Linked DNA regions of Homo sapiens: region 2 is linked to region 1. A link is a loop called in an ENCODE intact Hi-C map of the cell type or tissue named here. Cell type or tissue: Panc1. All regions are shown on one strand. Each heading gives the region's core, and the rest is flanking DNA. Links, peaks and the distances in the headings are about the cores only. Region 1 has its middle 88 kb from the start of SEPTIN14. Region 2 overlaps SEPTIN14 (septin 14).

Evidence for each region. A loop is a pair of places that touch in the nucleus more often than their neighbours do. Peaks named below come from ENCODE experiments on the same cell type or tissue, not always from the same donor. Only the 100,000 strongest peaks of a DNase experiment are listed, where the experiment ranks them.
Region 2: it touches region 1 in a loop (8-fold over the local background); 1 of 110 quality-filtered maps calls a loop at or near these places.

Annotation. Positions count from the first base shown.
Region 1 is chr7:55,767,404-55,782,644 of GRCh38, reverse strand. It overlaps the pseudogene PSPHP1. Among named protein-coding and RNA genes, the nearest start is that of SEPTIN14, 88 kb to the left of the region's middle. RefSeq lists an enhancer at 7,188-7,687. In Panc1, for the core only: no CTCF peak of the experiment used is centred there; no DNase peak of the experiment used is centred there; H3K4me3 peaks cover 440 bases; H3K27ac peaks cover 2,389 bases.
Region 2 is chr7:55,814,736-55,829,976 of GRCh38, reverse strand. SEPTIN14 (septin 14) reads left to right here. Exons shown (of 10, transcript NM_207366.3): 7 at 10,754-10,850. Among named protein-coding and RNA genes, the nearest start is that of SEPTIN14, 40 kb to the left of the region's middle. In Panc1, for the core only: no CTCF peak of the experiment used is centred there; no DNase peak of the experiment used is centred there.

The sequences.
Region 1 (15,241 bases), core at 5,285-13,284:
GAATCTAAATCTCTGGATGTCTAAATCTCTGGATATCTAATTTTTAACAACTTTCCTGGTGATTCTTAAGCACATTAAAATTTGAGAACTGCTGCTCTATGTCCAGTATCATTTTAACCTGGAAAATAAGCACTCACCAACCCTACAATCAATGTTATTACCTGAGTTTGCCTGATCATAAAGGTCACTAGAGGGCTTGATAAAAATACACATTCTTAGGTCTCTCTGCTGGTGGGAATCACCTATGAAACAAAGCCCAAAAATCTGTATTTAAAAAATTTTTTATATGTTTTGCTTTTCTTGAGATAGGGTCTCTCTCTGTCGCCCAGGCTGGAATGCAGTGGCGTGATCTCAGCTTACTGCAACATGCGCCTCCCTGGTTCAAGCAATTCACTGGCCTCAGCCTCCTGAGTAGCTGAGATTACAGGTACCCGCCAACATGCCCAGTTAATTTTTGTATTTATAGTAGAGACAGGGTTTCACCACGCTGGCCAGGCTGGTATTGAACTCCTGAACTCAGGTGATCCGCCCCCCTTGGCCTCCCAAAGTTCTGGGATTAGAAGTGTGAGCCACCACACCCGGCCAGCTTCTGGAAGAATTTAATCTGATCCAGTATTGCATTTTTCTTTTTTTCTTTTTTCTTTTCTTTTTTTTTTTTTTTTGAGACGGAGTCTTGCTCTGTCGCCCAGGCTGTAGTGCAGTGGCGCGATCTCAGCTCAGTGCAAGCTCCACCTCCCGGGTTCACGCCATTCTCCTGCCTCCTGCCTCAGCCTCCCAAGTAGCTGGGACTGCAGGCGTCCGCCACCACGCCCAACTAATTTTTTTTGTATTTTTAGTAGAGACAGGGTTTCACCATGTTAGCCAGGATGGTCTTGATCTCCTGACCTCATGATCCACCCACCTCAGCCTCCCAAAGTGCTGGGATTACAGGCATGAGCCACTGCGCCCGGCCATTTTTCTTTCACCCATAGAGACAAGAATGAAGATAATAGCTACAGCATTTATTGAGCACTAATTATGTGCCCGCCACCATGTAATTGATTCTCGTCAAACACTCTGAGGCATGGACCACTGTACTACTGCCATCCCCATTTTTTGGAGAAGATACTGAGGGGTTAAGTACCTTGCTAGGCACAGGCAGTTATTAAAGCAGTAGAGCTGGGATTCCAAACCATTCTTGTAACCAAAGCAATGCTGTATCTCTGGACTTAATCCAGACCAATTTCTCTGATGCTCAAAATTTGCCTGCATTAAATGTGCTTTCGTGAAATCTGTTTCTTTTTTCTTTTTTGAGATGGAGTCTCGCTCTGTCACCCAGGCTGGAGTGCAGTGGCACAACCTCCACCTCCCGGGTTCAAGCAATTCTCCTGCCTCAGCCTCCCAAGTAGCTGCGATTACAGGCACCCACCACCACGCCCGCTAATTTTTGTATTTTTAGTAGAGACAGGGTTTCACCATGTTGGCCAGGCTGATCTCAAACTCCTGACCTCAGGTGATCTGCCTGCCTTGTCCTCCCAAAGTGCTAGGATTACAGGCAGGAGCCACCGTGCCTAGCCAAAATATATTTCTTATGTAAAACAGAGTTTTCCTCGGCTGTGTTCTACTCATGGCTAAAAGTTTCCTAAAATGGGCCTTGTTTCTTTTTCTTTTTCTTTCTTCTCCTTCTCCTTCCTCCTCCTCCTCCTCCTTCTTCTGTAGAACAGCTAGAAAGAGCCTTGTTCTTAACCCAACAGGCCTCTTCTAAAAATGTTTTCTATATCAGCAAGACTAATTAAATTGGAAAAGATCACCAACTAAATGATAAAACAAGGTAAAGCCTATTGCTAATTATTTTTTAATAATTTATTCCTGGGCTCCCTATGACTTGTTGAGGAATTGCAAGATACTGGGAAGTCTCTAATTAGGGAGTTTTAGAATAAACAGAAGTATAAACATTCACAGGAGTTAGATTTGAAGACAATTGCTTTTAACACAGAGACTCACCAGGAGGTGAGCATCATGGAGGGGGTTATTTATTATGTGTTTTACTTTGAACTGAGAACATGTGCATTGATTAGGTCAAAAGTGTTCTTGTCCTAGCATAGTGAAGGAAATGTATGCGAGATAAGGGTGAATGTGGTATGTAGGGAGATCCAGGCACAGCTGGCGTTTGGCTTTGCTGTTGGCTGCAATGTGGACTGCGGACTGTGGGCAAATTAACGCACCACTTTATGAATGGCCCGGCCGGGCGCGGTGGCTTCTGCTTGTAATCCCAGCACTTTGGGGGGCCGAGGCAGGTGGGAGAGGTCAGGAGATTGAGACCATCCTGGCTAACACAGTGAAACCCTGTCTCTACTAAAAATACAAAAAATTAGCCGGGCGTGGTGGTGGGCGCCTGTATTCCCAGCTACTCGGGAGGCTGAGGCAGAATGGCATGAACCCGGGAGGCAGAGCTTGCAGTGAGCCGAGATCACGCCACTGCACTCTAGCCTGGGCGACAGAGCGAGACTCCGTCTCAAATAAATAAATAAATAAATAGATAGATAAATAGATAAATAAATAAATAAATGGCCCTTAGAGAGGGAATCCTAAAAAGATCCCAGGACTTGCAGCAGCCACACAGGAGATTGAGTATTCAAGGGAATAGAATGCTGGAGAACACAGAGACAGTTAGGTTAGCTAAAGAAGATGAAAAATGAGGCTGGGCACAGTTCTTCATACCTGTAATCCCAACACTCTGGGAGGCCAAGGCAGGAGGATCACTTGAGCCCAGGAGGTTGAGGCTGGCCTGAGTGACATAGTGAGACCCCATCTCTACAAAAAATAAAAAGAAACCAATCGGGTACAGTGACATGTGCCTGTGGTCTCAGCTACTCAGGAGGTTGAGGTGGGAGAATCACTTGAGCCTGAGGAGGTGAGACCCTGTTGAGGAGGAAGAGGAGGAGGAGGAGGAAGAGGAAGAAGAAGAAGGAGGAGGAAGAAGAAGGAGGAGGAGGAAGAGGAAGAGGTAGAAAAAGAAGGAGAAGAAGGAGGAGGAGGCAGAAAGAAGGAAAGAAGAAGAAGAAGAAAGAAGAAAAGAAGAAGAAGAAGAAATGGTCTCTCAGCAGCCATGAAGAGTAGGAAGATAACCCAACCTACCTCTCGCTGGGTCTATGGGGAAAACATTGATTAAAGCAGAGCAGGTGTTCAGAGAGAGACTAGGTTTGGGTGAGTAAGAGATTTGAAAAGCTAGAAGGACAGGAGGATATTTAACTTACTCTTACTGTGTAATATATAACCCCAAAACTTTAGGTGCTTAAAATAACAATCTTGTGGGGCATGTTGGCTCACACCTGTAATCCCAGCAATTTGGGAGGCCACGGCGGGCAGATCACCTGAGGTTAGGAGTTCGAGACAAGCCTGACCAACATGGAGAAACCCCGTCTCTATTAAAAATACAAAATTAGCCGGGTGTGGTGGCGCACACCTGTAATCGCAGCTATTCGGGGGGCTGAGGCGGGAGAATTGCTTGAACCTGGGAGGTGGAGGTTGCAGTGAGCTGAGATTATGCCATTGCACTCCAGCCTGGGCAACAAGAGTGAAACTCCATCTGGAAAAAAAAAAGTTTTTTATTTTCATGGTTCTGGGAGTTGATGGGTTCAGGCAGGTGATTTTCACTTGGGGTCTCTCATGCTGTTGTAGTGGCTGGGGCTGGAGTCTTCACAAAGCCTTCTTCAGTCTCATGTCTGGCAACTGATGTTGGCTGTCATCTGAAACCTGTGCTGGGACTGTTGACTGGAACATCAAAATGTGGCCTCTCCTTGTGATCTGGGCTTCCTCACAGCATGATGGCTGAGTTCAAAGAGCAAGCATCCTGGGAAGACCACGGAGAAATGGTGTCACCTTTTATGACCTAGCTTGAATCACTTCTGCCAGTCACAGACCTTCTTGAATTCAAGGGGGAGGAGCACAGACCCGACCTCACCATGGGAGCAATGTTAAGGTCATGCTGAAGAAGGACACATGCCATTATTATTATTATTACTACTACTATTGTTATTATGAGGGAGCCTTGCTCTGTCACCCAGGCTGGAGAGCAGTAATTCAATCTCGACTCACTGCAACTTCCACCTCCCAGATTCAAGAGATTCTCCTGCCTCAGCCTCCCGAGTAGCTGGGATTACAGGCACCTGCCACCACGCCCAGCTAATTTTTGTACTTTTAGTGGAGGTGGGGTTTCACCATGTTGGCCAGGCTGGTCTCAAACTCCTGATCTCAAGTTATCCTCCCGCCTTGGCCTCCCAAAGTGCTGGGATTACAGGCATGAGCCACCGCACCCAAGCACATGCTATTTAGTAAAAAGTCAGAAAACAGTCAGGTGTGGTGGTTTATGCCTGTAATCCCACACTTTGGGAGACCGAGGTGGGCAGATCACTTGAGGTCAGGAGTTTGAGACCAGCCTGGACAACATGAGACCCCATCTCTATAAAAATAAGTATAAAATTAAAAGTCAGAAAACAACAGATATTGGTGATGATGCAGAGAAAAGGGAACACTTATACACTGTTGGTGGGAATGTAAATTATTACAACCCTTACAGAAAACAGTATGGAGATTTATCAAAGAACTAAAAATAGAACTGCCGTTCAACCAGCAATCTCACTACTAGGTACCTACCCAAAGGGAAAGAAATCTATATATCAAAAAGTACCTGTACTTACCTGTAATCCCAGCACTTTGTGGGGCTGAGGCAGGCAGATCACCTGAGGTCAGGAGTTCAAGACCAGCCTGACCAATATGATGAAACTCGCCTGACCAATATGATGAAACCCCATCTCTACAGAAATTACAAAAATTAGCCGGGTGTGGAGGTGTGCACCTGTAGTCCCAGCTACTCGGGAGGCTGAGACAGGAGAACCACTTGAACCTGGGAGGTGGAGGTTGCAGTGAGCTGAGATCGCGCCATTGCACTCTGGCCTGGGCAACAAGAGCGAAACTCCATCTCAAAAAGTTAAAAAAAAAAAAGTACCTGTACTCATATGTGTATCACAGCACTATTCATGGTAGCAAAGATATGGAATCAACCTAAGTGTCCATCAGCAGATGACTGGGTAAAGAAAATGTGGTACATGTACACCATGGAACATGACTCAGCCACAAATAGAATGAAATCATATCTTTTGCAGCACTGTGGATAGAACTGGAGGCCATTATCCTCAGTGAAATAATTCAGAAACAAAGTCAAATACTGAATGTTCTCATGCATAGGAGTTAAACAATAGGTAGACATGGGGAACAACAGATATTGGAGACTCCAAAAGATGGGAGGATGGGAAGAGGGTGAGGGGTGAAAATTTTCCTATTGAGTACAATGTTCACTATTTGAATCATGGCTACACTCAAAGCCAAGACCTCAGCATTCCACAACATATGCACGTAGAAATCCTGTACCTGTACCCCCTAAATAGATCAAACATTTTTTCAGTTTTATTTATTAAAAAGTTAAACTGGCCGGGTGCGGTGGCAGGTGCCTGTAATCCCAGCTACTCGGGAGGCTGAGTCAGGAGAATCACTTGAATCCCGGGAGTGGAGGTTGCAGTGAGCCAAGATTGCGCCACTGCACTGCTGCACTGCACTCCAGCCTGGGTGACAGAGTGAGACTCCCTCTCAAAAAAAAAAAAAAAAAAAATTCAACTTTTTACAGGTGGCTAACACCTGAAATCCCAGCACTTTAGGAGGCCAACGTGGGTGGATCAACTGAGGTCGGGAGTTCGAGACCAGCCTGATAATATGGCAAAACCTTGTGTCTACTAAAAATACAAAAATTAGCCAGCCTGTTGTGACACATGCCCGTTGTGGCTCATGCCCGCAATTCCAGCACTTTGGGAGGCTGAGGTGGGTGGATCACCTGAGGTCAGGAGCTTGAAACCAGCCTGGCCAGCATGGTGAAACCCGTCTCCACTAAAAATACAAAAATTAGCTGGGCGTGGTCGTGGGCGCCTGTAGTCCCAGCTACTTAGGAGGCTGAGGCAGGAGAATCGCTTGAGCCTGGGAGATGGAGGTTGTAGTATGCTGAGATTGCACCACTGCACCCCAGCCTGGGCAACAGAGTGAGACCCTGTCTCAAAAAAACAAACAAAATATAAAGCAAGCAGTCACGCGTTCCAGGAGGTCTTGCAGTGACTGAATGCACTGCAGCATATCTGCGTAGTCTGTGTGGGGTGTGAGGGTCAGCGGGGCCAGCTGAACAGGCTGCATGGAACTGTCCCATGGGAAGGTGGCCACAGGGAGCAGTTGTGTAAAGCAGACTTCTGGATCCACCACACTGAGGAACTGGGGGGTCGGGGAGTAGAAGTGGAAACAGTGTCAAGAGTGAGTGAGCTGGCCACGCACTGTGGCTCACACCTGTAATCTCAGCACTTTGGGAGGACGAGGCAGGAGGATCACCTGAGGTCAGGAGTTCGAGACCAGCCTGGGCAACATAGTGAAACCCAGTCTCTACAAAAAATACAAAAATTAGCCAGGCGTGGCAGCGGGCACCTGTAATCCCAGCACTTTGGGAGGCTGAGGCTTGAGGATCACAAGGTCAGGAGTTTGAGACCAGCCTGACTAACATGGTGAAACCCCATCTCTACTAAAAATACAAAAAAAAAAAAAAAAAAAGAAATAGCTGGGCGTGGTGGCGTGCGCCTGTAATCCTAGCTACTCAGGAGGCTGAGGCAGGAGAATCACTTGAACCCGGGAAGTGGCGGTTGCAGTGAGCCAAGATCGTGCCACTGCACTCCAGCCTGGGTGACAGAGCCAGACTCCATCTCAATAAATAAATAAATAAATAAATAAATAAATAAATAAAATAATAATAGCCCTTCCCCAAAACTCAACCACCTTCATAAAGCTAGTGAGAGACCACCAGGCTAGGAGGATGAGAGAAGCCTAAATTCCGCCAAGGTGTACACATAAACACCGTTTCTAGTTATTATTCTAGAGGGCAGGCACAAGATTTGTAAATCCCCGTTACTCCTGCAGGTTACATCACGACTGTAGAACCTAAGATTGGCCTTTTGAGATGTCTTTTCAGGTTTTTGCATTTCTTTTTTCTTTTCTTTTTTTGTTTTGTTTTGAGGCAGTTTCACTCTGTCACCCAGGCTGGAGTGCAGTGGCACAATCTCTGCTCACTGCAACCTCTGCCTCCTGGATTCAAGCAATTCTCCTGCCTCAGCCACCCGAGTAGCTGGGATGACAGGCGTGCCCCACCACATTTTGTATTTTTAGTAGAGATGGGGTTTCATCATGTTGGCCAGGTGGGTCTCCAACTCCTGACTTCAAGTGATCTGCCCATCTTGGCCTCCCAAATGCTGGGATTACAGGCGTGAGCCACCGTGCCTGGCTCAGGTTTTTGTGTTTCTGACCATCAGTGGCTCCACCCGGACCTAACTAACCCCGCCCCCGCCCCCACCCGACCCCACCCCATGGCCAATTCTGTGGCTCCACCCAGAAGCGAATCCCCTGGCCTGCCAAAGTATCCTTGAAGAAGTCTAGCCTCCGAATTTTTGGGGAGATTGATGTAAGAATAAAGCTCCGGCCTCCTGTTTGGCCGGTTCTGCACGAATTAAGCTCTCTATTGCAATTCCCATCTTGAGAAATGGGCTCTATCTGTGCCGCGGGCAAGAACTAGTGGGGCAGTAGCAGCTGTGACGGTCAGACAGTGAAAACCAGTGGGGGATCGGTCCTCCCACCCGCCCACCAATGGCCTGCTCCTGCCATGCACACCGGGCAGCATAGAGGCTGATGCCGTTTGCAGCACTTTTCAAGGTCCTGGCATGCCTGGTCCTGCCCAGAGCTTGGCACTACTGAAAAGTGCAAACACCACAAAACGGTTTCTAGGAGAGCGACCAGGAGGCATTCACAGTTGGGAACAACGGCCTCATTGTTTGGAATCTCATTTAAATGGTGCCAAACCTATTTCATGTCTCTCCTTCAGAAACTGATTTGGAAGGAAATTTGATTAATTTGATTTGCTTATGTGGCTGAATAATTATTTATTTAATTATATAGCCAAATTTGGTTAAGTAAGTTTTTCAACTAATTCTCAATATTAAAAACCTTATGGCTTTTTCTACTGAATTATCCAACAGTATCCACTTCCTAACCCCGTGGCTTTCCCCTCCCCCATACCTCCAGGGAGGGTATAGAATCTCACACGTTCAAAGCGTGTTCTGAAATTTCCCTTGCTTGGCTCTGCTCAAAACAAACACAAACCTGGCTTTCAAGTATTTCCACGTCATTTATAAAAAAGAAATGTGTTTATATAGGCTGTTAGGAGTTATTAATATTTAATTCATTTAGGGGAAAATGCTGGCCTTTGTGATTAAACTTGTTTTTATTTCTTTTACTTTATGTGATTTTCAAATATCCTTTTTTCTTTTTAAGAGACAGGGTCTCACTCTGTCACCCAGGCTGGATTACAATGGTGGAGTCACAGCTCACTGCAGCCTTGAACTCCTGAGTTCAAGGGATCCTCCCATCTCAGCCCACCAAGTAGCTGGGACTACAGGTGGGTGCCACCACATCCAGCTAATGTTTTTATTTTTTGTAGAGACAGGGTCTTGCTGTGTTGCCCAGGCTGGTCTCAAACTCCAGGCCTCAAGTTGATCCTCTTACCTTGTCCTCCCAGAGTGCTGAGATTACAGGCGTGAGCCCGAATATCCATTTTTCAATCAGTACTTTTGTTTAAGACTCTATTGTTATATTGGAGGCGAAAAAAAAAAACCAATCTCTGTAACATTTCATATATGACAAATCCCAAGAGGTAAAAAAAGGACTTTCCAGGTCCCAGGGCTTTAGGAAGTGGGAGTGGGCTCATGGGGTGAGGACATTGTGCCCAGCACTAAGCAAAGTCTTAAGCCTGTTTCTTGCCTGGGGGATGTTTATGCTTCAACACAGTACCTGAAATATTGGATATTCCAATATCCAAGAGGCAGAACTGCAAATTCCACAAATCTGTTCTGACACATGGATAAACTTTTATTGACATACCAAAGGGAAAAAAACCAATATTCACTGAAGGCTGCCGAATCTATATTCCTAAGAGTAAAGGTGTTTAATTGACTCTCCACTCTTAAAACACTTTGTATGAAATATAGCTAGGAATATACATAAAGAATTCAGATTACAAAACTCTCCAGGAAATCGATAGTGATCATATAATACTGGAACTACAGTTAAAAACAAACAAACCAATCTTTGAGGATTCCTAACTGTAGTTTACTTGACAGTGCAGATCATCTGTACCAACTTTCTATAGCAAGTTGTAATAGGCAATTGTAAGCAAACAGTATCAATCTGTGTAACTTGTAAAAATTCATCTGAAGTTGTTTGGAGCTGTATGACAATGGATGTTATTCTTCCGGTTCTCCCAGCAGCTCTACAAAATCAGTGATATACCATTTGGCGTTATCCTTGACTTGTTGCCTGATCACATTTCCTCCAAATCCAATGAAAGCATCCTAAGAAGTAAGAAAAGAGAGATAAATGATTTTTATTTTTATTTATTTTTTTGGAGGCTCTGTTGCCCAGGCTGGAGCGCAGTGGTGTGATCTCTGCTCTCTGCAACCTCCGCCTCCCGGGTTCAAGTGGTTCTCCTGCCTCAGCCTCCCAAGTAGCTGGGATTACAGGCACCTGCCACCACGCCTGGCTAATTTTTGTGTTTTTAGTAGAGATGGGGTTTCACTATATTGGGCCAGGCTGGTCTTGAACTCCTGACCTCTGGTGATTTGCCCACTTCGGCCTCCCAAGGTGCTGGGATTATAGGTATGAGCCACAGCACCCGGAGGAGAAATGATTTTTAGAAAATCAGAAAACAAAGGTTGCAGGAGCAATAGAGAGCAGTAAGTGTTTCAAACTTTTTTTTTTTTTTTTTTTGAGACGGAGTCTCACTCTGTTGCCCAGGCTGCAGTGCAATGGCGTGATCTCTGCCCACTGCAACCTCCGCCTCCTGGGTTCAAATGATTCTCCTGCCTCAGCCTCCCGAGTAGCTGGGATTACAGGTGCCTGCCACCACACCTGGCTAATTTTTGTATTTTTATTTTTTTTATTTTTATTTTTATTTTTTTTATTTTTTTGAGACGGAGTCTCGCTCTGTCGCCCAGGCCGGACTGCGGACTGCAGTGGCGCAATCTCGGCTCACTGCAAGCTCCGCTTCCCGGGTTCACGCCATTCTCCTGCCTCAGCCTCCCCAGTAGCTGGGACTACAGGCGCCCGCCACCGCGCCCGGCTAATTTTTTGTATTTTTAGTAGAGATGGGGTTTCACCTTGTTAGCCAGGATGGTCTCGATCTCCTGACCTCATGATCCACCCGCCTCGGCCTCCCAAAGTGCTGGGATTACAGGCGTGAGCCACCGCGCCCGGCCAATTTTTGTATTTTTAGTAGAGATGGGGTTTCACCATGTTGGCCAGGCTGGTCTCAAACTCCTGACCTCAGGTGATTCGCCCACCTCGGGCTCCCAAAGTGCTGGGATTACAGGTGTGAGCCACCGCACCCAGCCAGGTGTTTCAAACATAAACTATTCCTGCAAAGAGAGGTAAGCCTGGCCTCCCCCAGGGTGCCTTTGCTGAGTACACAGCACCTTCCTCCTTACATCCTCCCGTCTTCGCCTCCTGGCTTCCTCCTATCCCTCACTGCACTCTCCTGCATCAGTACATGCACCACTGCTGGGGACCCATTCAGCTGGACAATGTCAGGGCTTCTGGAGAGTAAGATGTGGTCCCTGCCCTCTTATAACCAAGACAAATGCCTACAAAAATAAAAATCACATCAGTAGGTAAATGTTTGAGTTCTAAACTAGATGGCAGGAGCTGAGCATGGTGGCTCACACCTGTATTCCCAGTACTTTGGGAGGCTGAGGCGGGAGGATCATCTGAGGTCAAGAGATCGAGACCAGCCTGGCCAACATGGTGAAACCCTGTCTCTACTAAAAATACAAAAAATAGCTGGGCGTGGTGGCAGGTGCCTGTAATCCCAGCTACTCAGGAGGCTGAGGCAGCAGAACTGCTTGTACCGGGAGGCGGAGGTTGCAGTGAACAGTGATTATGCCACTGCACTCCAGCCTGGGTGAGAGAGTGAGACTCTGTCTCAAAAAATAAAATAAATAAGAAATAAACTATATGGCAGGCCAGGCATGTTGGCTCATGCCTGTAATCCCAGTACTTTGGGAGGCCGAGGTGGGCAAATCACCTGAGCGCAGGAGTTCAAGACTAGCCTGGGCAACATGGTGAAACCCTGTATCTACTAAAAATACAAAAATTAGGCTGGGCATGGTGGCTGATGCCTGTAATTCCAGCACTTTGGGAGGCCGAGGCGGGCAGATCACGAGGTTAGGAGATCGAGACCATCCTGGCTAACGTGGTGAAACCCTGTCTCTACTAAAAATACAAAAAAAATTAGCCGAGTGCAGTGGCATGCACTTGTAGTCCCAGCTACTCGGGAGGCTGAGGCAGGAGAATCGCTTGAACCTGGGAGGTGGAGGTTGCAGTGAGTATAGATCGCGTCACTGCACTCCAGCCTGGGCAACAGAGCGAAACCGCATCAAACAAACAAACAAACAAACAAACAAACAAACAAAACTACCTGGATGGAAATCGCATCCCTGCCCTGTAATTTCAAAGAAGGGAAGATCAAAGAGAAGTCTGCGGTGTAGAGGAAATCCCCTTGGACCTGGGATCTGGTCCAGAACAGGCACCGCCCTGCCTGGGAGGCCAAGAGTCGCAGTGTGTGCATAAGAAATGGTGGGGGATTTTCTATTCTGGGATGAGGGAGAACTGTTGGTAGTGCTCTACGTTTTTTTTTTTTTTTTTTTGAGACAGGGTCTGGCTCTGTCACCCAGGCTGGAGTGCAGTGGTGCAATCTCGGCTCACTGCAACCTCCACCTCCTAGTCTCAAGCCATCCTCCCACCTCAGCCTCCCAAGTAGCTGGGACTACAGGCATATGCCACCGTACCCAGCTAATTCTTGTAGTTTTTTGTAGAGATGGGGTTTCGCTATGTTGACTAGACTGGTCTGAACTCCTGAGCTCAGGTGATCTGCCCACCTCGGCCTCCCAAAGTGCTGGGATTACAGGTGTGAGCCACTGCCCCCAATCTACACCTTTTTTTTTTTTTTGATTGATTGATTCATGTGATTGATTGAAACACTCTACTTTTTCATAGTTAAAATTGTTTATAGGCCATGCGCAGTAGCTTATTCCTCTAATCCCAGCACGTTGGGAGGCTGAGGAGGGAGGATGGCTTGAGGCCAGAGTTTGAGACCAGCATGGGCAATATAGTGAGACCCCATCTCTATAAAAAAAATTAAAAACTATCTGGGGGTAGTGGCTCATGCCTATAGTCCTAGCTACTCAGGACGCTGAGGCAGAAGGATCACTTGAGCCTGGGAGTTCGAGGTTGCAGTGAGCTGTGATTGTGCCACTGCCCTCTAGCCTGGGTGACAGAGTAAGACCCTGTCTCAAGAAAAAAATAAATAAATAAAAATTGTTTATAGTTATTATTATTTCATTAGTTGTACTAACTGATACCCTCCTTTTGTGCATGATTTTTTAAAATAGTATTTCCTTTTTTCTGGCAGGATATAGACACAATACTGCATATACTCATTTGAAAGTACAAAATTCTGTTACTTGTCTTTTCCCTTCACTTTTTTTTTTTTTTAAGACAGTCTTGGCCAGGTGCGGTGGCTCACGCATGTAATCCCAGCACTTTGGGAGGCCAAGGCGGGTGGATCACGAGGTCAAGAGATTGAGACCATCCTGACTAACACGGTGAAACCCCGTCTCTACTAAAAATACAAAAAATTAGCCGGGCGTGGTGGTGGGCATCTGTAGTCCCAGCTACTCGGGAGGCTGAGGCAGGAGAATGGCGTGAACCCAGGAGGCAGAGCTTGCAGTGAACACAGATTGCCCCACTGCACTCCAGTCTGGGTGACAGAGCGGGACTCCATCAGAGCGAGACAAAAAAAAAAAAAAAAAAAAAAGAAAGAAAGAAAAAGACAGTCTCGCTCTGTCACCCAGGCTGGAGTGCAGTGGCACAATCTCAGCTCACTGCAACCTCTGCCTCCTGGGTTCAAGTGATTCTCGTGCCTCAGCCTCTCGAGTAGCTGAGACTACAGGTGTGCCCCACCTCACCTGGCTACTTTTTAAATTTTTTGTAGGGTCTTGCTATGTTGCCAGCCTGCTCTCAAACTCCTCCTGCCTCAGCTTCCGAAGTGCTGGGATTACAGGTATGTCCCACTGCACCCAACCAATCTTGTCATTCCTTTTTGGTTTTATGAGACAGGGTCTCACCCTGTCACCCAGGCTGGAGTGCAGTGGCACAGTCATGGCTCACTGCAGCCTTGAACTTCTGGGCTCAAGTGATCATCCTGCCTCAGCCTCCTGAGTAGCCAGGATGACAGGTGCACACCACAATCCCTGAATAATTTTTTAGAGACAGAGTTTTGCTACGTTGCTCAGCTGGTCTTGAACCTCTGTGCTTAAGCAATCCTCCCGCCTCGGCCTCCGAAAGTGCTGGGATCACAGGTGTGAGCCACCGCTCCTGGCTGATTTTGTCATTTCTTGAAAATGAGATTGGGAGCTCTGAGAAAACTCTTCATTTTACTTTTATGTATTTCTCATTAAGCTAGGCCAATGTTCATTGCTTAGCCAACCCCAACACTGGTTATAAATTATCTAAGCTAACAATTCAAAAGCAGCCAGTGTGGTGGCTCATGCCTGTAATCCTAGCACTTTGGGAGGCTGAGGTGGGTGGATCACCTGAGGTCAGGAGTTCGAGACCAGCCTGGCCAACATGGCAAAACCCCATCTCTACTAAAAATACAAAAAATTAGCTGGGCGTGGTGGCGGGCACCTGTAATCCCAGCTACTTGGGAGGCTGAGGCAAGAGAATTGCTTGAACCTGGGAGGCGGAGGTTGCAGTGAGCTGAGATTGCACCATTGCACTCCAGCCTGGGTGACAGAGTGAGACTCTGTCAAAAAAAGAAAAGATTCAAAAGCTGGGCACGGTGGCTCATGCCTGTAACCCCAGCACTTTGGGAGGCCAAGGCAGGCAGATTACCTGAGGTTGGGAGTTTGAGACCAGCCTGGCTAGAACCTTTTTCTTTTTTGAGATGGAGTCTTGCTCCATCATGCCCAGGCTGGAGTGCAGTGGCGTGATCTCGGCTCACTGCAACCTCCTGCCTCCTGGGTTCAAGTGATTCTCCTGCCTCAGCCTCCCAAGTATCTGGGATTACAGGCACCTGCTACCACACCTGGATAATTTTTGTATTTTCAGTAGAGACGGGGCTGATCTCAAACTCCAGTTTGGTCTCAAACTCCTGACCATAGGTTCTCAAACCTTTTTGACCAGGCTGGTCTCAAACTCCTGACCACAGGTGATCCTCCTGTCTCTGCCTCCCAAAGTGCTGGGATTACAGGCAATAGTCACCTTCGCATCCAGCCAAAAAGGTTCCTTTTAACTCTTTTTCATTCATCATTCACAAAGACTATCATTTTTTTATTTTTATTTTTTAGACAATCCCTATTTTTAGATCTCAGGAAACTAGGTGGTAAAAACTTCATATATGTTTTGAGATGCAGTCTTGTTCTGTTACCCAGGCTGGAATACAGTGACGTGATCTTGACTCACTGCAACCTCCACCTCCTGGGTTTGACTGATTCTCATGCCTCAGCCTCCTAAGTAGCTGCAATGATAGGCACCCATCACCACTTCCAGCTAATTTTTTTGTATTTTTTGTAGATATGAGGTTTCACCATGTTGCCCAGGCAGGTCTCAAACTCCTGGCCTCAGGTGATCCGCCCGCCTTGGCCTCTCAAAGTGCTGGGATTACAGGTGTGAGCCACTGCACCTGGCTACACTATATTTTTGGCGTAGTTTTTCTTATGTTAGAATAACATGATAAAGGCTAAGCCCTACGTGAAATGGACACATTTGATATTACGACACCTGCTATATAGCATTTGTTTCCTGCATTGATTTTAAAATGCTTAGAAATAAAATCCCCAGCTGGGCATGTTGGCTCACACCTATAATCCCAGCACTCTGGCAGGCAAAGGTAGGAGGATCACTTGAGCCAGGAGTTCAAAATTAGCCTGGGCAACATAGTGAGACCTCATCTCTACAAAAAATAAACAAAATTAGATAGGTGTGGTGGCATGTGCCAGCAGTCCCAGCTACTCAGGAGGCTGAGATGGGAAGATCGCTTGAGTCCGGGAGGTCGAGGCTGCAGTGAGCTGAG
Region 2 (15,241 bases), core at 1,483-9,482, 51 kb before region 1:
TCGATCTCCTGACCTCGTGATCCGCCCGCCTCGGCCTCCCAAAGTGCTGGGATTACAGGCGTGAGCCACCGCGCCTGGCCAAAAGCATGTAAGTCTTTTAGTTTACTTTTGTAATTTAAGCTATGAAGAGGCTTTTTTTTTTTTTTTTTTTTTTTTGAGATGGAGTCTCGTTCTGTCACCCAGGCTGGAGCACAGTGGCGCTATCTCGGCTCACTGCAACCTCTGCCTCCCAGGTTCAAACAATTCTCTGGAAGAGGCCATTTTTTGTTGCAGACTTGAAGAGCTGTTATTCACTGCCTCCAAGCTGCTCTGGGTGGAAGGTCTGCAGCATCTCTGGCCCTCTGCACCTCCAGCTCCAGCCACATCCGAGCAGGGAGGGATGAATTTAACCATTTTATCTAGGTTTTCTAGTTTGTATGCATAGAGATATTCATATTAGTCTCTGATGATCTTTTGTTTTCTGTGGTATCAGTTGTAATGTCACTTTTATCACTTCTGATTGTGCTTGTGCTTACTTGAATCTTCTGTCTTTTTTCTTGGTTAATCTAGCTAGCACCATATCAATTTTCTTTCTTTTCTTTCTTTCTTTTTTTTTTTTGAGACAGAGTTTTGCTTTGTTGTCCAGGCTGGGGTTCAGTGGCACGATCTTGGCTCACTGCAACCTCTGCCTCCCAGGTTCAAGCAATTCTCATGCCTCAGCCTCCTGAGTAGCTGAGATTACAAGCACCTGCCACCATGCACAGCTGATTTTTTGTATTTTAGTAGATACGGGGTTTCACCATCTTGCCCAGGCTGATCTGGAACTCCTGAGCTCAGGCAATCCACCTGTCTTGGCCTCCCAAAGTGCTAGGATTATAGGCGTGAGCCACCGTGCCCGGCCTAGCACCATATCAATTTTCTTATCTTTTCAAAAAACAAAACAGGTTTTTTGAACTAACACAGACAAAAAAAAAAGTAAATTTAAATAAATAATCAAGAGTTCAATAAATCGGAAATTATGTAAAGCAACCAAACTTATGAGTTGTAGGCATTTCTGAGAGAGAAGAGGAAAAGGTAAAAAGATTGGAAACATATTTGAGGGAATAATCAGAAAAATTGTCTTGGCCTTGCTAGAGAGGTACACATCCAGATACGAGAAGCTCGGAAAATACCTGAAAATATTTTGCAAGATGAACTTCACCAGACTATCCAAAGGCAACTTGAAGGAAAATACTCTGAAAGAAGCAAGAGACAATTTTCAAATCACCTATAAAGGAAATCACATTAGACTAACAGCCGACTTCTCAGAAGAAAGTTTACAAGCCAAAAGGCACTGGGATCCTATTTTCTGTCTGTCTTCTGCTTAGTCTAGCCTATTGTTAAAGCTTTCATCTGGCCGGGTGCAGTGGCTCACGCCTGTAATCCCAGCACTTTGGGAGGCCGAGATGGGCGGATCACGAGGTCAGGAGATCGAGACCATCCTGGCTAACACGGTGAAACCCCACCTCTACTAAAAATACAAAAAATTAGCCGGGCGTGGTAGTGGGTGCCTGTAGTCCCAGCTACTCAGGAGGCTGAGGCAGGAGAATGGTGTGAACCCGGGAGGTGGAGCTTGCAGTGAGCTGAGATGGCGCCACTGCACTGCAGCCTGGGCGACAGAGCAAGACTCTGTCTCAAAAAGAAAAAAAAAAAAAAAAAGCTTTCATCTGTAACCCAACCCTTCAGTGTGTTTTTCATTTCTAGAAATTCAATTGTTTTTTTTTTAAGATATCTGTACTTCATTCACATTCTGCATTGTTCTGGTATCTTTGTGTTGATTTTCAGCTTTGTCTTGGATCTCATTGAACTTCCTTATAATCCATATTTTGAATTCATTATCTTTCATTTCAGAATTTTCATTTTGGTTAGGATCCATTGCGAGAGAGCTAGTGTGTCCTTTGGTAGTGTCAAAACATTCTGCTTTTTTTTTTTTCTTCATGATGCCAAACTTCTTATGATGGTTTCTTCTCATCTGGGAAAGTTGTCACTTCTTATTTTTGAATTTACTTTAATTTAGATGGGGTTTTTCCTCCTTGTGGGTGTAACTACAGCATATATTGGGTAGGGGGCTTTGGCTTTGTTTCTTTAGCCCTGTGCCCTTCTGTCAGTAGACTTTTTATTGATTTGTGTAGTTTAACCTCCATGCCAGTAAGTGGCACTTATGAGTAAGAGCCAGCTATGGCAGAAGCAGATGGTGTGTGTTTGATCTTTGTTTACTGTGATTTCCTGTCTGTTGTTTCAGGTGATAGGCTGGTCTATGTAATGCCTAGACTCTGAGTTGCCTGTTCAGCCCAGAGGGGAAGACACAGCTGGGCAGAGCTGGACCACAAAGCTTACCCACCAACATCTCAATGATGAACGTGAACAGTAGCCTTTAGAGGGTGGCTGGTGCAGCTCCTGGTGAAATGCTCACAGGTCTCTGTAGGGAGGGAGGAGCTGTACCAGCTCTACCTCCTGTGTAGGTAGGAACATGATGTGTTTCCCTATCCTACCCCTGTCCCAGAGTTCATGACTCTCAGTTCATACAGACCCAGTCATCTATCTCTAGGTCATAACGTAGCCAAGAGCCATTGAAAATGCCTGTCTTGTGGCTCTTCACAGGAGCAACCTCAGGGTAGGACCTCTTCCCTCAGGCCAATACAGACAGCCCTGTGGCTTGCCTGTTCTCTCATGCAGGAACGCTGCTCCTTTGTGTACAAAGGGGAAGCAGCTTCACCTTTCAGCACATGAGGGTGGATTTCAGCTGTTGCAGTGTTGGCTAGCTGGGTCAGCACAGCCTTAGTCTCCAGAGAGAGCGATCATGTGCCAATGGTGTACTGGGCTAGCCATTTTCTTGATTCTCAGATCCCTATATGGTGCTCTGGATGGCATGCATAAGTACTGGAGGGACTGGATCAGAAGCAGGCTGGCATATGTGTCCTCAGGTACCCAGGGTTCAGGTGCTGGCTGTGATAGAGAGGGGCAGGCTGGCCCCCACACAGCTGGCAGAAAACTTAGGCAGGGGCAGGAAGAATGCTCAGGCAACTGCAGAATGCTAAAGTGACAGCAGTGCCAGGGCAGACTGCAAGTATCTGGGAGCCGGGCTCTCAGAAGGGTGCCAGGCCACAGCTGAAAAGATCAGATGGCAGCATTGTTCTTTATTCTTTTTTTTTTTTTTTTCTGGGACAGTGTTTTACTCTTGTTGCCCAGGCTGGAGTACAATGGCATGGCCTCGGCTCACTGCAACCTCTACCTCCTGGGTTCAAGCAATTCTCCTGCCTCAGCCTCCTGAGTAGCTGGGATTACAGGCACCCTATATCACATTGGCTAATTTTTGTATTTTTAGTAGAGACAGGGTTTTGCCATGTTGGCCAGGCTGGTCTTGAACTCCTGACCTCAGGTGATCTGCCTGCCTCAGCCTCCCAAAGTGCTGGGATTACAGGCGTGAGCCACCTGGCCCAGCCCATCCTTTATTCTTAAAGGACAGCTTTTCTGGGGTAAAGTATTCCTTTTGGTCTTTCTCTTTCTTCCAGTACATTGAATCATCCCACTGTTTCTTGATCTGCAAGATTCTTTTGAGAAATCCATTGATAGTCTTACGCAGCCTCCCTTATATGGGACAAGATGTTTTTCTCTTGCTGCTTTCAAAATTCTCTTTGTGATATAGGTCAGGGTATGCAAAGATTCAGTTTGCAAAATCAGTAAGTTCTGAAAATCTAATGTATGGCAGTGTGAATATAGTTAACAATATACAACATTGTATACTTGAAATTTGGTAAAAGAGTAGATCTACATGTTCTCACCCCCCAAAAAGCAAAGAAAATAATAATTATTTGAGGTAATAAATATGATAAATAATTGTGACTTTTTTTTTTTTTTGAGACGGAGTCTCACTCTGTCGCCAGGCTGGAGTGCAGTGGCTCGATCTCGGCTCACTGCAAGCTCCGCCTCCCGGGTTCACGCCATTCTCCTGCCTCAGCCTCCTGAGTAGCTGGGACTACAGGCGCCTGCCACCACGCCCAGCTAATTTTTTGTATTTTGATTAGAGATGGGGTTTCACTGTGTTAGCCAGGATGGTCTCGATCTCCTGACCTCGTGATCCACCCGCCTCGGCCTCCCAAAGTGCTGGGATTACAGGAGTGAGCCACCATGCCCGGCCAATTTTTGTATTTTTAGTAGAGGTGGGGGTCTCACTACGGTGGCCAAGCTGGTCTCAAACTCCTGACCTCAAATGATCCAACCGCCTCGGCCTCCCAAAGTGCTGGGATTACAGGTGTGAGTCACCACGCCCGGCCCCATCCTTCTTTTTAAATGTAAAATACTTTTATGTTTTTTTAGTAGTTTTATGGTTGTAGAAAAATTGAGTGGAAAGAACAGAGATCTTAATGCCCTCCCTTGATTTTCTTCTATTATTAACATCCTGCATTAAGTGTGGTGCATTTGTTACACTTGATGAGGCAATATTGGTAAGTTATAAACTAAAGTTCGTATCTGACAACAGTCTTCATTGTTTGTGTTGAACATTGTATGGGTTTCAACAAATGTCTAATGACCTCTATCCCATACTGCAGTAACATTCACCATAGTTTCACTGCCCTAAATATCACCTGTACTTGACCTATTCATTTGTCTCCCTCTTTTCCCTTTACCCTTGGCAACTATTGATCTTTTTACTCTCCGTAATTTTTTATTTTGGGAATATCACATAGTTGGAATTATAGTTCATGTAGAACTTTTGGATTGGCTTCATCCACTTAGAAATATGTATTTAAGGTTTCTCTGTGTCTTTTTTTGTGGCTTGATAGCTGATTTCTCATTATTAAATAATATTTCATGTTTAGGTATGCCACAGTTTGTTTATCCACTCACTGATTAAAGGACATCTTGGATGCTTTCAAGTTTTAGCAATTATGAGTAAAGTTGCTATAAACATTTGTGTGCAGGCTTTTGTATGGACGCAAGTTTTCAACTTATTTGGATAAATACTGATGAGTGCACTTCTTGATCATATGGTAAAAGTACGTTTAGTTTCGAAAGAAACTACCAGTCTTACGATGTGGTTACTGCCATTTTGCATTCCCACTGGCAATGAGTGATAGTTCCTGCTGCTCTGTATCTTTGCCAGGATTTGGTGTTGTCAGTGTTTGGGATTTTGGAAATTAAAAAAAAAAATTGTTTGTTTGTTTTTTTGAGATGGAGTCTCATTCTTGTCACCCAGGCTGGAGTGCAGTGGCGTGATCTTGGCTCACTGCAACCTCCACCTCCTGGGTTCAAGCGATTCTCCTGCCTCAGCCTCCCAAGTATCTGGGATTACAGGCATGCACCACCACGCCTGGCTATTTTTTTTTTTTGTATTTTTAGTAGAGATGGGGTTTCACCATGTTGGCCAGGCTAGTCTTGAACTCCTGACCTCAGGTGATCCGCCTACCTCAGCCTTCCAAAGTGCTGGGATTACAGATGTGAGCCACTGTGCTTGGCCTAAAAAAAATTACTGAGTTTTATTTTAGATTCAGTGGGTGGAAATTTAATAAATGTGTAGTACCATGTATTTTTCTTTTAATTTGCAATTCCCTGAGGATGTATGATGTTGATCATCTTTTTTACATGCTAATTTGTTATCTGAATATCTTTTTTGTTGAGGTGGCTATTTGGATCTTGTGCCCATTTTTAATTGAGTTGTTCATTTTTTTGTTGGGTTTTAAGAGTTCTTTGTATATTTTGGACATCAGTCCTTTATCAAGTGTGTGTTTTGCAAAGATTTTCTCTCAGTCGGTGGCTTATCTTGTTATCTTTAACAGTGTCTTTTGCTAGCAGAAGTTTTAGTTTTAATGAAGTTCAACTCATTGATTCTTTCCATTCATCAATGATGTTTTCAGTGTTATATCGATGAAGTCATTGCTAAATTCAAAGTCACCTGCATTTCCTTTTATGTTATCTGTTGCAAGGGAGTGATGACTATCTGGCCTGGTGGTGCAGGCATAAAAGAATTTACCTTGTTGAGGCAGAGGTTGCAGTGAGCCAGGATTGCACCACTGCACTCCAGCCTGGGTGACAGAGTGAGACACTCTCTCTCTCAAAAAAAAAAAAAAAAGAATTTACCTTGCTGTAGGTAAGGAAGGTAGATTTATTACAGAAAGTAGGAAAATACATTGCTAGGGAGGCAACAGGCAGCTTGCAAGAAAGAAGCTGACTGCAAACAAACAAAGGATTGCTGCAGATTTTATAGGCTAGTTCTTAGGCTGTATGCTGAAGAGGGCTTTGTGTAGTGCTGATAATGCCAAGGTTGTGATGCAGGATTCCTCTCAATCATTTTGCCAGCCAGGGACCTCCAGCCAGTGACACCCCCACCTGGGCCTTGCTTGGGCGCGCTACCTGCCACACAGGTAGCCCCATCCATTTGGCCCATTCTGGCTTGCACAGTGGCTCAGCCTGTGGCTGGGCCAGCATGCCCCAGCCTGCCTGTGTTAAAGCTTCTATCTGAGATCAGCAGTTCATGAGCTCTTGTCCCACAACCAAGAAGAATGAGGATACCCTGACAATTGAAGGATGAGGAAGACAGAAGAATTTTATTGAGTGATGGAACAGCTCTCAGTGGAGAGGGGACCTGGGGGCTGTTTCTCTCCTTGTGTGGCTAAGCCCAGGGCTTTTATGGGCTCAGAATAGGCGAGTGCATGCTGATTGGTTTGTGAGTATGCAAAAAGGTTAAAACAAAGGCACCACCCAAAGGTGGGCACAACAATGTGAAAAAAACAATTAGGAAGTGTAGGTATATGTAAAACAGGTGAAGGGTGGAGATCAGCCAGAGGAAAGTGCACCAAGCAGGAAGACAGGTTCTCAATCCAGTCCATGGATTTGACTTGTAACTTGGCTTTCAGGCTTTAAACTATCCTTGGGTTGGAAGTGGGGTTTCCCTGGGGACTTGCCCCTATCTGCCTAGGCATTTGTCCGCCTCCTGCCACTATCAGTGGCAGTGAGCTAACTTGCAATTTTTTGTATCAGCCGAGGGTCTGCTGATAGCTAGGCACAGGAAGATTGTGAGTTATTTGTGCAGGAGGGCCGTGTGTTCTGGATGGTGAAGAAAGGCAGACTTGTAGCTTATCTGATTTTTTTTTTTTTTTTTTTTGCTTTCCCCTGCTCCCACCAGCCTGACTCCCTTTCTCTAATTAGGACTCTACATTATCTTCTAGGAATTTTATTGTTTTATGCTTTACATTTAGGCCTATGATCCAATTTGAGTTAATTTTGTGAAATATGTAAGGTCTGTTTGTAGATTCTTATTTTTACATGTGAGTATTCAGTTCCAGCACTGTTTATTGAAAAGAATATCTTGTCTCCATTAAATTCCCATTGCTTCTTTGTCAAATATTAGTTAACTTTATTTGTGTAGGCATATTTCTGGGCTCTCTGCTCTGCTCTATTGATCTGTTTGTCTATTATTTTGCCCATGCCACGCTGTTTTGATTACTATGGCTTTGCAGTGAATCCTGAGGTTGAATAGTATGTCTTCCAATTTTGTTCTTCTTCAATATTGCATTGGCTATTCTAGTTCTTTTGCCTTTTCATATAAATTTTGGAGTTAATTTGTTATTATTCACAAAATAATTTGGTGAAATTTTGATTGGGGTTGTGGTGAATACATAGGTTAAGTTATGGAACATTGACATCTTGACAATATTGAGTCTTTCTATCCATGTACATGGAATGTCTCTCCATTTATTTAGATAGTCCCTGATTTTTTCAATAGAGTTTTATCTTTTTCTCATCTAGAACCACTATGAAAAACAGTATGGTGGTTATATGGTTTGGCTGTGTCTCCACCCAAATCTCAACTTGAATCATATCTCCCAGAATTCCCACATGTTTCGGGAGGGACCCAGGGGAAGGTAATTGAATTATGGGGGCTGGTCTTTCCTGTGCTATTCTTGTGATAGTGAATAAGTCTCACGAGATCTGACAGGTTTATCAGGGGTTTCTGCTTTTGCTTCTTCCTAATTTTCTCTTGCCGCTGCCATGTAGGAAGTGCCTTTCACTTCCCACCATGCTTCTAAGGCCTCCCCTGCCATGTGGAACTGTAAGTCCAATTAAGCCTCTTTTTCTTCCCAGTCTTGGGTATATCTTTTATCAGTAGCGTTAAAACAGACTAATATAGGTGGTTTCTCCAAAGTTGAAAATAAAATTACCATATGATCTAACAATCCTCTTTCTCTGAAAGAATTGAAAGCAGGGTCTTACTTAGATATTTGTAAAGCCATATAAATTGCATTATTATCCACAGTAGCTGAGAGATGGAAGCAACCCAAATATCCATCAACAGAAGAATAGGTAAGGAGGGATTAACCCTGGACTCTGTATTTGATTCCATTGGTCTACATGTCTGTCTTTATGCTACTTCCAAACTATTTTGATTACTGTAGCTTTGTAATATGTTTTGAATTCTAGAAGTGTGAGACCTCTAACTTTGGTCTTTCTTTTCAATATTTTTTTGGCTATTCAGGTCCCTTGGGATTACATATAATTTTTTGAATGGGTTTTCTCCATTTCATGGCCTGTTTCTCCTCCAAGGTAAAATCTCTGAGGCAGGGTTCTGGAATTGTGGGTGGAAACAATGGCAGGTTACCCACCCTGCCCTGAAGCTTCAGGCACCCACTGGTAACTGAGAGCTCAGTGAGGAGGAGCACCAGTCTGAGGTTCTTTGGATTACTTCCCCACACAATGAGCCACTGCCTCATGAACCAGGCAAGGATGGTCAGGGCCCCCATCTTCTCTGTTTGCTGCATCCAAGGCAGGGCCCCTATTTCACAAGTAGGTCTTGAGTGGTAAAAGGGAGCCTCCAACTCTCAAATAGACTTGCCAAGGACTTAGCCTCAAAAACAGGTAGATGGGGGTTGGATGCGAATGCTGTGTTGTCTCTGGTTCTGGAATCAGGGCAGTAATAAAGATGATGAAACTCTTTATCTGTGTAAATATTTTAGGCTAGTAAATACCTAAAATATTAGCTTAAATTTGAAAGATGATAATTTTCTTTTCTTTTTTTCTTTTGAGACAGAGTCTCACTCTTGTTTCTCAGACCGAGATGTAATGGCGCGATCTCAGCTCACTGCAACCTCCACCTCCTGGATTCAAGCAATTCTCCTGCCTCAGCCTCCCAAGTAGCTGGGATTACATGTGCCTGCCACCATGCCCCGCTAATTTCTGTATTTTTAGTAGAGACGGGGTTTTACCATGTTGGCAAGGCTGGTCTCGAACTCCTGACCTCAGGTGATCCGCCCACCTCGGCCTCCCAAAGTGCTAGGATTATAGGCATGAGCCACCATGCCCAGCCGAAAGATGATACATTTTGAAAGTATACAGATTTAGATTTCCATCCTAGCTTCTCTACTTAAAAGCCAAAAGATCCTGCACAATTCACTCATCTTCCCTGAGACTGTTATCTATGCTATGGGATCAATGACACTTCTATTAAGGCTTTTTTTCTGAGGTGTAAGTGCCAAAATCTTTGTGAAGGATCTGAAACACAGAGTCTAGAATGTAACAGGTAACTGTAACTGATAACTGTTAATTCCATGTCTTCCATTTCTCTTTTCTTATAATTTACACCTCCTTTATTTTAAGATACCTCAAACACTAATAGATTTCTGAATTGAAATGCTAAGTAATGTAAAATGTAAAAAATTATTTGGGATGGGCGTGGTGGCTCACGCCCGTAATCTCAGCACTTTGGGAGGCTGAGGTGGACAGAACACCTGAGGTCAGGAGTTCAAGACCAGCGTGGCCAACATGGTGAAACTCCGTCTCTACTAAACAATACAAAAATTAGCCAGGCATGGTGGCAGGCACCTGTAATCCCAGCTACTCGGGAGGCTGAGGCAGGAGAATTGCTTGAACCTGGAAGGTGGAGGTTGCAGTGAGCCAAAATCATGCCACTGCACTACAGCCTGGGTGACAGAGCCAGGCTCTGTCTCAAAAAAACAAACATAATTTATTGAGACATATACAGTATTGCTTATTAAAGTATTTTATATTGTGTATCCATTAATTATTATAATAGTTGTAGTTGTTTTTAATATTTTTGTCTTTTAACTTTTATACCAGAGTTAAAAGTTATTTGCATGTTATTTCTTCAACATTCAGGTTAAAGATGGTTCAGGGTAAACATAGTGTGAGAAAAATGATGCCTACTGAAAATCTTTTTTCTATGTGTTTCCCACAGCAGGATACCTTGCTTTAGGCTCTGGCTCAGTAGACAGTTTCCAATTGTGTGCACAGCCTGAGACTTATGCTGACAGAAACCAATTAGTGCATACTGTCAAGTCTTAAAATGAGATGCAGGGTAGATCCCTGTCTAATTAAATTTATTACAATATCATCATCTCTGTCATTTTTGTGTGTGTGTGGCGGAGTCTTGCTCTGTTGCCCAGGCTGGGGTGCAGTGGTATGATCTCGGCTCACTGCAAGCTCCACCTTCCGGGTTCACGCCATTCTCCTGCCTCAGCCTCCCGAGTAGCTGGGACTACAGGCGCCCGCCACCATGCCCGGCTAATTTTTTGTATATTTAGTAGAGATGGGGTTCCGCCATGATAGCCAGGATGGTCTCGATCTCCTGACCTCATGATCCGCCCACCTCGGCCTCCCAAAGTGCTGGGATTACAGGCATGAGCCACCGCGCTGGCCTGTCATTTTTATAACAGGAATGAGAGTAATAGAGTAAGCTCTAATGGTGCTAGAGAATTCAATTCATGTCATTCTTGTTTTCTAGGGGCTGTTACCCTTTGCTGTGGTAGGGAGTACAGATGAAGTGAAAGTTGGAAAAAGGATGGTCAGAGGCCGTCACTACCCTTGGGGAGTTTTGCAAGGTAAAAATGACAGAGGGCAGGCTTTGGAATGATTAAGTTAAATATATGTGTATCACTCATAGTCTCAAAATAACATTTTAACTTGAACTAATATTGGTAACTCTTGCTAATCTGTAAGTTAACAGTTACTAATGGGGAACACAAACTCTGTTTTATTTAAACTAATGCTTACTTTGACTATGATTCATTCTCATAGAAGTTTGCTGAACGCTGCTTTAAGCCAAAATCTACAGAGGCTGGGAAGAACCTCTTTGTCTATCCCAACGCTCCCAATGTGCCATGTACATATTATCTCTCTGTATAAATCATGACACTGAGAGTGCTGGAAAGCACTTTCAACAAAATGGAAGCAAAAATACTAGTGTGTAGACATGTTACATAAACTCATTACTACCTAATGTAGAAACCATTTTAAACTGGTCACTAGAAAAAAGAGTTATAAACTTTTTAAAACAAGAAAGTACAATTTACCTTTGGCTAGAGATTATACCTTTGACATTTATATTATTATTTAGCATCATAATGAGTTAGAATAGTGTAGTAAGCAGTAATTTATTGTCTGGTTCATATACTTGTGGTTCATATAATTATTGGGGAATGGAAGATTTCTACTTGTACTGGTTTCCAAATGATTTTTTTTTTTTTTTTTTTTTTGAGACAGAGTTTCACTCGTGTTGCCCAGGCTGGAGTGCAGTGGCATGATCTTGGCTCACTGCAACCTCTGTCTCCCAGGTTCCAGCTATTCTCCTGCCTAAGCCTTCCGAGTAGCTGGGATTACATGCGCTTGCCGCCACACCGGGCTAATTTTTGTATTTTTAGTAGAGATGGGGTTTCACCATATTAGTGAGGCTGATCTTGAACTCCTGACCTCCGGTGATCCACCTGCCTCGGCCTCCCAAAGTGCTGGGATTACAGGCATGAGCCACCGTGTCCAGCCTCAAATGATGTTGTTAAAAAATTGACATATTAGAAAATTTAAAATTTGTTAAGCATACTTAAAACTTAATGTTTTAATATTTATTATGTTGTATTACATGTTAGTATATGTTATAAAATATATATCTATACTATATGTTGATACATAAAATTTGGTCACAGTATTAATCACAATAAACCATATATTGTGGTCAATCTTCTGGACATGACAAACACAGGAGAGAGCCATACAAATTATTTTTCATTAATTAATCTTAATTGACAAATAAAATTTTATGTACTTATGTACAACATGATGTTTTGAAATACATATACATTGTGGGATGGCTAAATTGATATAATTAACATATGTGTTATCTCAATTATTTTTGTGATGAAAACTTAACATCTATCTTAGCAATTTTCAAGAATATAAAATATTGGCCGGGCGCAGTGGCTCACGCCTGTAATCCCAGCACTTTGGGAGGCTGAAGCGGGCGGATCATGAGGTCAGGAGATTGAGACCAGCCTGGCTAACACAGTGAAACCCAATCTCTACTAAAAATACAAAAAAATTAGCCAGGCATGGTGGCGGGCACCTGTAGTCCCAGCTACTTGGGAGGCTGAGGCAGGAGAATGATGTGAACCCGGGAGGTGGAGCTTGCAGTGAGCTGAGATCACGCCACTGCACTCCAGCTGGGCAACAGAGCGAGACTCCTTTTCAAAAAAAAAAAATATATATATATATATAAAATATTGTTATTAACATGGTCACTATGTTGTACAATAGATCTCTTTAACTTGTTCTTACCTAACTAAAATTTTGTATCCTTTGACCAACATCTCTCCTACATACCCTCTACCTAACTCACGTAACCACCATTCTACTCTCTGTTTCTACAAGTTTAACTTTTAAAAATTTGATCTATTAGTGAGATCATTTACCATTTGTCTTTCTGTGTTTGGCGTATTCACTTAGTGTAAAGTCATCCAGTTCCATCCATGTTGCTGCAAATGATAGAATTTCCTGATTTTTAAGGCTGAATTCCATTGCGTATATATGCCACACTTTTTTTCTTCATGCATCTATTCATGGACACTTAGATTGCTTCCATATCTTGGTTCTTGTGAATAATGGTAGTGTAAGTATCTCTCTGACATACTGACTTCATTTTTGGGAGGTAATGTATCCAGTAGTGAGATGGCTGGATCATATGGTAGTTGTTTTATTTTTAATTTTTTGAAGAAACTCCATACCGTTTTTCATAATGGTTATCCTAATTTACATTGCCACCAACAGTGTACAAGGGTTCCCTTTTTTCCACATCCTTACCAGCACTTGTTTGTCTTATTGATAATAGCCATTTTAGCATGGGTGAAGTTACAGCTTGTTGTGTTTTTAATTTTTTTTTTGAGATGGAGTTTAGCTCTTGTTGCCCAGGCTGGAGTGCAATGGTGTGATCTTGGCTCACTGCAACCTTTGCCTCCTGGGTTCAAGCAATTCTCCTTCCTCAGTAGCTGGGATTACAGGCATGCGCCACCAAGCCTGGGTAATTTTTTTTTTTTTTTGTATTTTTAGTAGAGACAGGGTTTTGGCTTGTTGGTCAGGATAGTCTCAAACTCCTGACCTCAGGTGATCTGCCTGCCTCAGCCTCCCAAAATGCTAGGATTACAGGCATGAGCCACCACACTGGGCCTGTGTTTTTTAATTTTTAATTTTTGTGGATACCTAGTAGGTGTGTATATTTATAGGGCACATGAGATATTTGATACTGGCATTCAGTGTGTAGTAATCACATCAGGATAGAGTACCCATCAACTCAAGCATTTATCCTTTCTTTGTGTCACAAACAATCCAACTATACTCTTTTAGTTATTCTAAAATGTACAATAAATTATTGTTGACTGTAGTCACCCTTTTGTGCTATCAAATACTAGATCTTATTCATTCTATGTAACTATATATTCGTACCCATCAACTATCCCCACTTCTCTCCCTCCCCAATCCTTTCCTAGCTTCTGGTAATCAACATTCCACTCTTTATCCCCATGGGTTCAATTGTTTTAATTTTTAGCTCCACAAATGAGTGAGAATATGTGAAGTTTGTCTTCCTGTGTCTTGCTTATTTCACTTAACAGAATGTCCTCAGTTCCATCCATGTTGTTGCAAATGACAGGATCTCATTATTTTTTATGGCTGAATAGTACTCCATCATGTATATGTACCACATTTACTTTATTCATTCCTCTGATGATGGATACTTAGGTTGCTTCCAAATCTTGACTATTGTGAATAGTGCTGTAACAAACATGGGAGTGGAGCTATCTCTTTGATATACTACTTTCCTTTCTTCTGGGTATACACCTACTAGTGGGATTGCTGGATCATATGGTAGTTCTATTTTTAGTTTTTTGAGGAAACTCCATACTGTTTTCCATAGATACTGTACTGATTGACATTCCTATCAACAGTGTACAAGGATTCCTTTTTCTCCACATCCTCACCAGCATTTGTTATTGCCTGTCTTTTGGATAAAAGCTTTTTTAACTGGGGTGAGATTATATCTCATTGTAGTTTTTATTTGCCTTTCTCTGGTAATCAGTGATATTGAGCACCTTTTCATTTGCTTGTTTGGCATTTAAAAAAACCCACAATGAGCAGTTACTTCACACATGTTAAAACAGTTATTATCAATAAGACAAAAGAAGACATTTGTATGTCTTCTTTGGAGAAATGTCTATTCGGATCTTTTGCCCACTTTAAATTAAATTATTAGATTTTTTTCCTATTGAGTTGTTTGAGCTTCTTAAATATATTCTGGCTATTAATCTTTTGTCAGATAAATAGTTTGCAAATATTTTCTCATTGTGTGTATTGTTTCTTCACTTTGTTGTTTCGTTTGTTTTGCAGAAGCTTTTTAACTTGAGGTGATCCCATTTGTCTATTTTTGCTTTGGTTGCCTGTGCTTGTGGGGTATTACTCACTAAATGTCCTAAAGAGCTTCCCCAATGTTTTTTGTAGTCGTTTCATAATTTGAGGTCTTAGATTTAAGTCTTTAATCCATTTTGATTTGATTTTTATATGTGTTGAGAGATAAAAGTCTAGTTTCTTTCTTCTGCAAATGGATATCCAGTTTTCACAACACCATTTATTGAAGCGCTTATCCTTTCCCCAATGTATGTGCTTGGCACCTTTGTTGAAAATGAGTTCTCTGTGGCTGTGTGGATTTATTTCTGGGTTCGCTATTCTGTTCCATTGGTCTTTGTGTCTGTTTTTATGCCGGTACCATGCTGTTTCACTTACTATAGCTTTGTAGTATAATTCGAAGTCAGGTAATGCGATTCCTCCAGTGTTATTTTTGCCCAGAATTGCTTTAAGTATTTTTGTGGTTCCATATACATCTTAGAATTGCTTTTTCTTTTTCTATGAAGAATGTCATTGGTATTTTGATAGGGATCGCATTGAATCTTTAGAT